Regions from separate parts of the Homo sapiens genome. Here region 1 is linked to region 2. Evidence: chromatin contacts called from ENCODE Hi-C data. All regions are on one chromosome and are shown on one strand. Each heading gives the region's core, a stretch centred on a gene start or an enhancer-like site at or near the end of the contact. The rest is flanking DNA. Distances are from core to core; before and after follow the strand shown.

Region 1 (4,143 bases), core at 1,467-3,966, 2.1 Mb after region 2:
TGGGCAACAAGAGCAAAACTCCATCTCAAAACAAAACAAAACAAAACAAAACAAAAAACTAGGAAAGCAGGCTGAGCATGGTGGCTCATACCTGTCATCCCAGCATTTTGGGAGGCTGAGGCGGGAGGACTGCTTGAGTCCAAGAATTTGAGACCAGCCTGGGCAACACAATGACACCCCATCTCTACAAAAAAAAAAAAAAAAAGCCAGGCATGGTGGCACACACCTGTGGTCCCAGCTACTTGGGAGTCTGAAGTGGGAGGATCACTTGAGCTCAGGAGGTCAAGGCTGCGTGAGCTGCGACTGCATCACCGCACTCCAGCCTGGGCAACAAAGTGAGACCCTGTCTCAAAAAACAAAAAAAAAAAAAAGAAAAGAAAAAAGAAAAGAAAAGAAAATCAATTCCACAAGGACAAAGGCAGCTTCAGAATGTTCATACAAGAGACACTGGAATGTCTTCCAGATCTTACCAGATCCTTCCACAAGGCAGTGGATGTCATAACCTACCACCTTGCCTGGTACATATTAGGAAGCACTCAGTAAACACTGCTAAGTTAAATGAATGAATGACCTAAGGGCTGCCTTATTTTTGCTCACTGAAACAAGAAATGCAGGTTTACAGATCCCTTGCCATAGTTCTGATCTACAGTTTGAACACTTTTCCACAATAAATCTGTATTTGGAGAGAAAAAGAGAAAGGTTTATACAGATGAAATTTGTCTAAAAGTAGAGTGAAGTAGTAATCAAATACACAGCATCCGTGTTACTAGGTTTTATAAAAACATATTTTAATTTGCCTCCCTTATTTCCTAAATCTTCTTCCCAGCATCTGTTTATAAACTGCTCATGTCATAGATTATCTCTGTTCTATTAACAAAGACTTTATGCCTATGCTGCAGGCTACCCTTGATCCTGTTTTTTCTTCCACCTTTTACCCTTAACCCCTCCTCAAGCCCCTACCACATGCACTGAGAGAGAGAGAGGCTGAGAGAGACAGAAAGAAAGAGAAAAACAGAGAGAAAGAGAGAGATGACTGCACCTTGCAAAATAGGAATTTAGACAAAACAGGCTTCATTTGGCACACAAATATTCAAACACAAAGTGTTCACCATAAAGTATATACAGAATACAGAAGACTCAAATACACAATACAGAAGACAAAACTGAGTTGTGCCACCCTTACTGAATTCACCTTCAGCCACAGGACTTGAGAACTGGTTACCAAATCTGTAGATTCTATTAAGGCTCCAAGTTGCTTGGGGATGGAGTGAAGAGGAGGGTAGAGGTCAGTTTCGTCATTTGTTAGGAACTAAGAGGGGTAGGGAACTAAACTTGATAGGACCTTTTACACTGATAATGTTATTAAATGCTTGTAACTATAAGGTAGACATAATCTATACCGGATAGGTGGGAAAACTGCAGCTGTAAGGCTCAAGAGGTAAAGCTAGATTCAACCCAGACTTCCTTACTTCAAATATTCTAAAGCCTAGGATCTTTCCACCACATCCTTCTTCTACAAATCCAACTTTGGGAATTACAGCTACTCCCTTTCTCTAAAATAATTTCTTCTCCTTAGAGCACTAATAAGCTAATCAGAGACCTGTTGGTAGAGGAAGGAGCCTGAGATTACACTTGTTACAACTGCTCTTTATCCACTGTATTACCTTGAAGTCAGGTTGTCCTCTCTATGATCATGTTACTTTTTGAATTTAGTTGATTTCTAAGTTATTCTAAGAATAAAAAACACTGACTCCAAGATGGCTTCTGTTGCAAATGCAAACACTTAAATCAGAGCTATTAACATTGTCCAAAATGTACTTTCCAGAGGAAACACTATTTGTTTATTTAATTCTATCTGGCAACGTTAAACCATTTCCAGTTGCTTCCATTTTTCATTTTACTAAAATTATCTTTAGTGGGATCAACTCTTCTCTGCAAAATGTAATTAAATATTACCCTATATGTTGGTTCTGAGCTGTATTTTTTTCTGACCATGTCACAAATTTCACCAATTACTTTTCACACTGGCAATAGTCTTCCGTGGCTTTTATTTCTACAAACCTAATTTTTCCCCGAGTGCTTTATCCTTCTGGCTCTGGAGGTACATGTGTAAATCTGTAATGAACACAAAACCTGTAATGGAACGTCCTACACCTAGTGCTCTGAAAAGTTGGTTCAGTGTATCCAATATTTAAAGTCTAATAACACGGGCATGCTAAGGGAAGTTTGCTATTCAGATTAAACAATGCTCTGACGTGAGCTTCGTGAATGGTTAAAGAAACAATCGTCCCCTTTCTCACTCCCCATCTCTTCCAACTGGGAGAAGCCCTTGGCGCCCATCTGTCAGCCCAGGGTTCCTGCAGGCGCGTGCCTTGGGTGGCCCCGGGGTCCGGGAACAGGCTGACGGGAGAAAGGGGACAGAGGACTCCAAGAAGCCCAGTGAAGCCCCGTGGGGAGCCCCATGGTCAAGGCCGGGACTGAGGGCCGGGTGGGCCCTGGGCCGCCTCCACCTCTGGGCCCGCCCTGCGCCACACCCTAACCCGCCTGCTCTTGGCTAACGGGCCGCGGCACCCGCCTCCGCCCGCCAGCCCTCACCTCGCCCGGACGGCGGCCTTCGGAAGTCGGCGCCTGCCAGCTACCCGCCGCCTCCTCAGCAATCTTAGCCGACCGGGAGGGCTCGGCCCAGGTCACCGGCAGCCCAGGCGCAGGTAGGCCGTGGTGCGCGTGCGCGAGTCTTGAGCCACCCCACCTCCCCCCTACCCCGCATTCGCTGCTGCTAAGCGACACCCGCACCCAAACCGACCAATCCCGGCGCGCCTCCACAGCCCCCGTCCCGGCGAAGGCGCGAACGTAGTGGTTCTTAAAGGGCTGCGACCCAAACGGAGAGGGAGTGTGACGGGGGCGCGCGCCTCCCAACTTTCTTCCCACCTCCCGGCTCTCACCGCGGCGGTTTGAGATCCAAGCCTGTAATTCTCACGTCCGGAGGTGAGAAGGAGCCTTCGTGATCTAAGCTCGATTCCTGCCGGGGTAGCAACCGGACTGACGTCTGGAGGCGGGGAGGCTCCGCGTGACAGAGTGATAACGCCCGGGGCGTATGTTCTGCGGTCCGCGCGGCTGGGCGGGAGGCCCGAGATAGGCAAACCAAAGAGCACAACCTACTGCCAGCCTGGATGGGGCGCCAAAGTCCGACCCAGGGGGACACACCCCAAGCTGGGGACCGAGGCACCCACAGATGGATGACTGGCTGGAAGGAGATTAGGTAGGTAGCAGAGTCCGTCCATTTATTCATTTAGCAAGTATTGAGCACCTGCTATGTGCCAGGGGTTGTGGACAAAGCGAGGAATTCCTGACACGAAAAACTATGTTAAGAGAGGAGGCAGGGTGAGAGCACCCTTCAAACAATCAAACACCTGTATAAATACAAACTGCTCTTCAGGGAGGAGCAGGGGTTTTGGGAGAATTTACAGAAGCTTCTAGGCTGGTGTTGGGAATCACAGGAGGCTAACTAGGCAAAGGGGAGAGGAAGTGTGTTTCAGATGGAGAGATTAGCATGTATATAAGAACTCTGTGGAAGGCAGCAGAGCTCCTTTGAGGGATGAAAAGAAACCCAGAAAGGGGGAAATGGAAAGTTAGTGCTTAATAGGTACAGAATTTCAGCTGGAGAAGATGAAACAGTTCTGGAAATGGATAGTAGTGATGATCACACAACAATGTGAATGTACCAAATGCCACAGATCTGCACACTTAAAAATGGTTATGTACATTTTACCACAAAAAGAAAAGAAACTCAGAGTTTAGAGAATAAAGGAGTGGAGTGAGATCCACTAGAGCGAATAGAAGGGGCAGGACCATGTAGGATTTTATGGACCATAGTGGAAAGTTTAGGACCATAGAACACTGGTCAAAATTGCATTTTATAAAACTCACTTTGGCTGCTAAAGTGCAGATCAAAATGGAGAAGTCTCAACAGAGCTATGGTGGGACTGGCCTGGGAGCCAGTGCAGTCATCTGGGCAAGAGAGAATGGAGCTGGAGTGTGGACTAGGGTGAGAGTGAAGAAAAAGAGATCTAAGAAGGCTGCAGAGAAATGTAGGAGCAAAATCAATAGGACTTGGTGATGAGTTGGATGTGAAGGGGCGATGAA
Region 2 (3,928 bases), core at 1,317-3,816:
TCCAACACTGAATCATGACTGGCCTGTGATGATAGTATATTGAGGAAATGACAGAGTGTGACTTCCAAAGCTAGGACATAAATGATATTGCCACTTCTGCCTTGACCTCTTGGGTTACTCACCTGAGATGGAAGTGGAAGTCTGCTCCTGTGTTGTGAGGATACTCAGCCATGTACAGATACGCGGTGTGCGAAGGGAGGCTTCTTTTTCTTTTCTTTTCTTTTTTTTTTGAGACAGTCTTGCTCTATATCCTGGGCTGGAGTGCAGTGGCGGGATCTTGGCTCACTGCAACCTCCGCCTCCTGGGTTCAAGTGATTCTCCTACCTCAGCCTCCCAAGTAGCTGGGGTTACAGGTGCCCGCCACCACGCCCAGCTAATTTTTGTATTTTTAGTAGAGACAGGGTTTCGCCATGTTGGCCAGGGTGGCCTCAAACTCCTGACCTCAGGTGATCTGCCTGCCTTGGCCTCCCAAATTGCTGGGATTACAGGTCTGAGCCACTGCACCCGGCGCAGGAAGGGAAGTTTCACACTAATAGCTGGCATCTATGTGCCAACCATGTGAGTGAGTTACCTTTGAGGCAAATCCCCAGCCTCAGTCCAACTTTCAAGTGACTGCAGTCCCAGGTGACACCTGACTAGACCCTCATGAGAGATCCCAAGCCAGTACCATCCAGCCAAGCCACTCCCGAATTCCTCATCCACAGAACCTTTTTTTTTTTTCCTTTTTCTCTTTTTAGGACTGACTGACTATGTTCACTGATTCATAGAAACTTTAAGAGATAATAAGTGTGTTTTGTTTTCAGCCATAAGGTTTTAGGGTGATTTGTTATGCAGCAGTAGATACCTAAGATACTCTCCATAATAGGACTTCATAAGTCAGTCTAATTCTTAAGAAAGGAATAACAAATCCAAGAAGTGGGACCCCTGTAATAAAGCAATATATCTAGATATCCAGGATCATTTTTTATCTTTTAGTGGTGGGAGACCAATTCCCCTTTATAGCATGGAAATGCTTGGTGGTGAGGAGCCTGGTATCTGGAACTGTGTTCAGGAGAAGTTATCAGCGTGATTAAAGTAAAACAAAGTCTGGGCCGGGCGCGGTGGCTCACGCCTGTAATCCCCAGCACTTTGGGAGGCCGAGGTGCACGGATCACAAGGTCAGGAGATCGACACCATCCTGGCTAACACGGTGAAAACCCGTCTCTACTAAAAATACAAAAAATTAGCTGGGCGTGGTGGCGGGGTGCCTGTAGTCCCAGCTACTCGGGAGGCTGAGGAAGGAGAATGGCGTGAACCCAGAAGGCAGAGCTTGCAGTGAGCCGAGATTGCGCCATTGCACTCCAGCCTGGGCGACAGAGCGAGACTCCGTCTCAAAAAAACAAACAAACAAAAAACAAGCAAAAAAAAAAAAAACAAAGTCTGTCCATCTTAGCAACCACTTTGATACTGGAGAAAGGCTCCTGTCCAGAAGGAAGGGCACAGTAGTGAGGTACTTGCCAATGAGCTGGGTAGAGCTGCCACTGGCTGGCTTCGGGAAGTGTTTATCACTGACTGGCTCATGTTCAGAAGCTTGGAGTGAGGCTGTTGTGTACTGGTTGATTTTCAGAGTACGTGTACTGATCTAAAATTATGTAAATTAATGGCAAGTACTTGTTAGTGACTTGGGACTTTGGTCAAAAAACAGTCTTTTCCTTTCCTGAATATGAAAAGTAAGTTCTTTTAATTAGCAGCCTCCCCTCTTCACTGTTTTTTCTTCCTGCAGTCCAACTAACAGAACAGACCATAAAGGTCTGTCCAGATCATTATTTATGGAAGTATGAGATATATATATTTCAGCTGGTGTTAACATTTTATTTAAGTGCCAGTTACTGAGCAGAAAAATAGCTGTAACTACGAGTTTTTGTAATTTATTGGAAAAAGCTAAATATAAGACATTTAGGGTGTCCTCCCAAAGTCAACACAGGACAAGATCATTTAATATAGGACATGTCCTGTGTATACAGGATGCCTAGCAACTGTATGTAGCCACGGGTGTTTTGGTTGTTAAATGAATCTGTCCTAAAAGGTTCTACGCACATCTAGGTCCTTGGAAGGGAGAGGGCTAAAACGGCGAGTGGAAACCATGGTTTCCCTGAGGACTGCCCAGCTGAGGACCCAAGCAAGATCCTGGGCTTGGGCCTCTTAGAGATGACAAAGCAGGCGCCATTCTCCCCTCACCTGCACGGCCCAGGCTTCAGGTGAGCCACGGGGCCAAGGCGGCCAACAGCTGAGGCGCAGCCCGTGAACTGGGGGCCCACTTGTGCCTAGAGGGCGAGGTCTCGGTAGAGCCAGGCTGTATCAGTCCGTGACACTCCAGCCAGAGGCGATGCCGACGGCTGCCGGAGAAAGCCGGGCTTAGAGCGCCACAGTTCCACGCCCGCCGCCGGCCTCTCAGCCCAGCCGGTCGCCGCAACCTCGCCTCTTCCGCAGGGCGGGGCCAGCCATGAAAGGCGGGGCGGGTCTGGCCACGGGGCGACCGAGATGGCGGCCTCCGGGGGCCTAGAGGGACCCTGGGCGTGCACTCGCCCTTCCGGCTCGGCCTTTAGTTAGTGACCAGCTCCTCGGCGTTCTGCAGAGCGTGGGTTTCAGCGAGTTCTACGTGCCAGGTCCGCCCGGTGCCGGCTTCCTCGCTGCCCCTGGCGGCTCGTCAGCCCCCACTACCCCTGAACTTGGTCCCAATGGCGGCCCGCCCCTCCTTCACCCGGACCGTGGGCATCTGGGCCTCGCCGAAGCCGTCAAGGTGGCTGCTCGGGCTTCTAGAGCCCGTGTCCAGCCCTTTGCCACCGAGGCCTGATCCTCTTTTCTGCCCTAAAGAACTTGCCCTGACAGCCTCTGGCTCCCGGTACTGACGTTTCTGATGTTTGGGGTTGCCTGTTTTCTTGGGTGGAGTGTTAAGATCACGGTTGGGTGGGGTCTCCGGTCAGCATCACCCACTGGGACGCTGAGTATTTTACCCTTAATCCGCATTCAGCCACCCCAGTCCCTCTTCTCCTGAGGTTCTTTCTTTTGGGTCCACGTCATCGTCCCTGTAAGCATTCTGTAAAGACTCTTTACGTTTGTAGAGACCCAACACAATAGGGACAGGGCTCTTGGGTCCCTCAGTTTACCCGTACGAATGGGCTCAAAAAAAGCTCTTCGGACTGAGCAGGCAGGTGGAAGATTGTCCTGAAGACTAGGCAGAACAATTCATAAGAAGTTTGGGGCTATCAGCGTGAGAACAATTAGAGGGAGTCCTAGTAGAATCTCCGTGCATCCAGTGCTGGAAATGTGGAAACTGGGAGGGCCATAGGTTGCTGTAGGTGGTGGACGACAGGGTCCTTAGCACTCATGGCTCTTTTTCTCTTAGCTCTTGAGGATCTTGCTTGTCCAAACCCAGAAGACAGTGCATGAAGCCAGGGGACATCCGCCATGCTCCAAACAACTTGGCCTCAGGTGAGCTGAGCTTCTTTCAGTTTTTTTGTTTGTTTGTTTATGTTTTTTTACTCACATTAGCTATCAGATAATCAGGAAAGGATGAGGAAGGCCTAACTTGGCCAAGCTGTGTTTTCCCCTTTGTATCTATCTCCAGGGCTATGGCAGATGTAAATATGTGCTGGGGAAATGAAAGTTTTGTGTATAGAGAGTGATGAGTTTGGATGTATAGATTTAAATGGAAGAAAGGGGACCTATACCAAGAAATTCTTTCTGAATGTGGAAATCCAGATCGTGTTCTAGAAATGAAAGTCACCTACTGAAATCAGACTCATTTTTTGTGAGACGGAGTCTCACTCTGTCGCCCAAGCTGGAGTGTAGTGGCACTATGATATCGGCTCACTGCAGCCTCTGCCTCCTGGGTTCAAGTGATTCCCATACCTCAGCCTCCTAAGTAGCTGGGATTACAGATGTGCGC

The links. A loop is a pair of places that touch in the nucleus more often than their neighbours do. Pooled maps may share reads with other maps.
Region 1: a map of natural killer cell shows a loop between it and region 2 (14-fold over the local background). The contact joins the promoter of SEC22C here to the promoter of ZNF621 in region 2. A Hi-C loop is called at or near these places in 2 of 168 maps with a recorded cell type or tissue (CD4-positive, alpha-beta T cell and natural killer cell) and 7 of 50 pooled maps.

What each region holds. Positions count from the first base shown.
Region 1 is chr3:42,579,251-42,583,393 of GRCh38, forward strand. SEC22C (SEC22 homolog C, vesicle trafficking protein) reads right to left here and starts at 2,717. Exons shown (of 7, transcript NM_032970.4): 1 at 2,596-2,717. It also overlaps a transcript of SS18L2 not described here. RefSeq lists enhancers at 2,184-3,010, 3,003-3,132 and a silencer at 2,473-2,802.
Region 2 is chr3:40,522,394-40,526,321 of GRCh38, forward strand. It overlaps ZNF621 (zinc finger protein 621), which reads left to right and starts at 2,567. Exons shown (of 5, transcript NM_198484.5): 1 at 2,567-2,881; 2 at 3,386-3,471. The coding sequence starts at 3,448. RefSeq lists enhancers at 2,169-2,258, 2,537-3,349, 2,909-3,048 and a silencer at 2,449-2,608.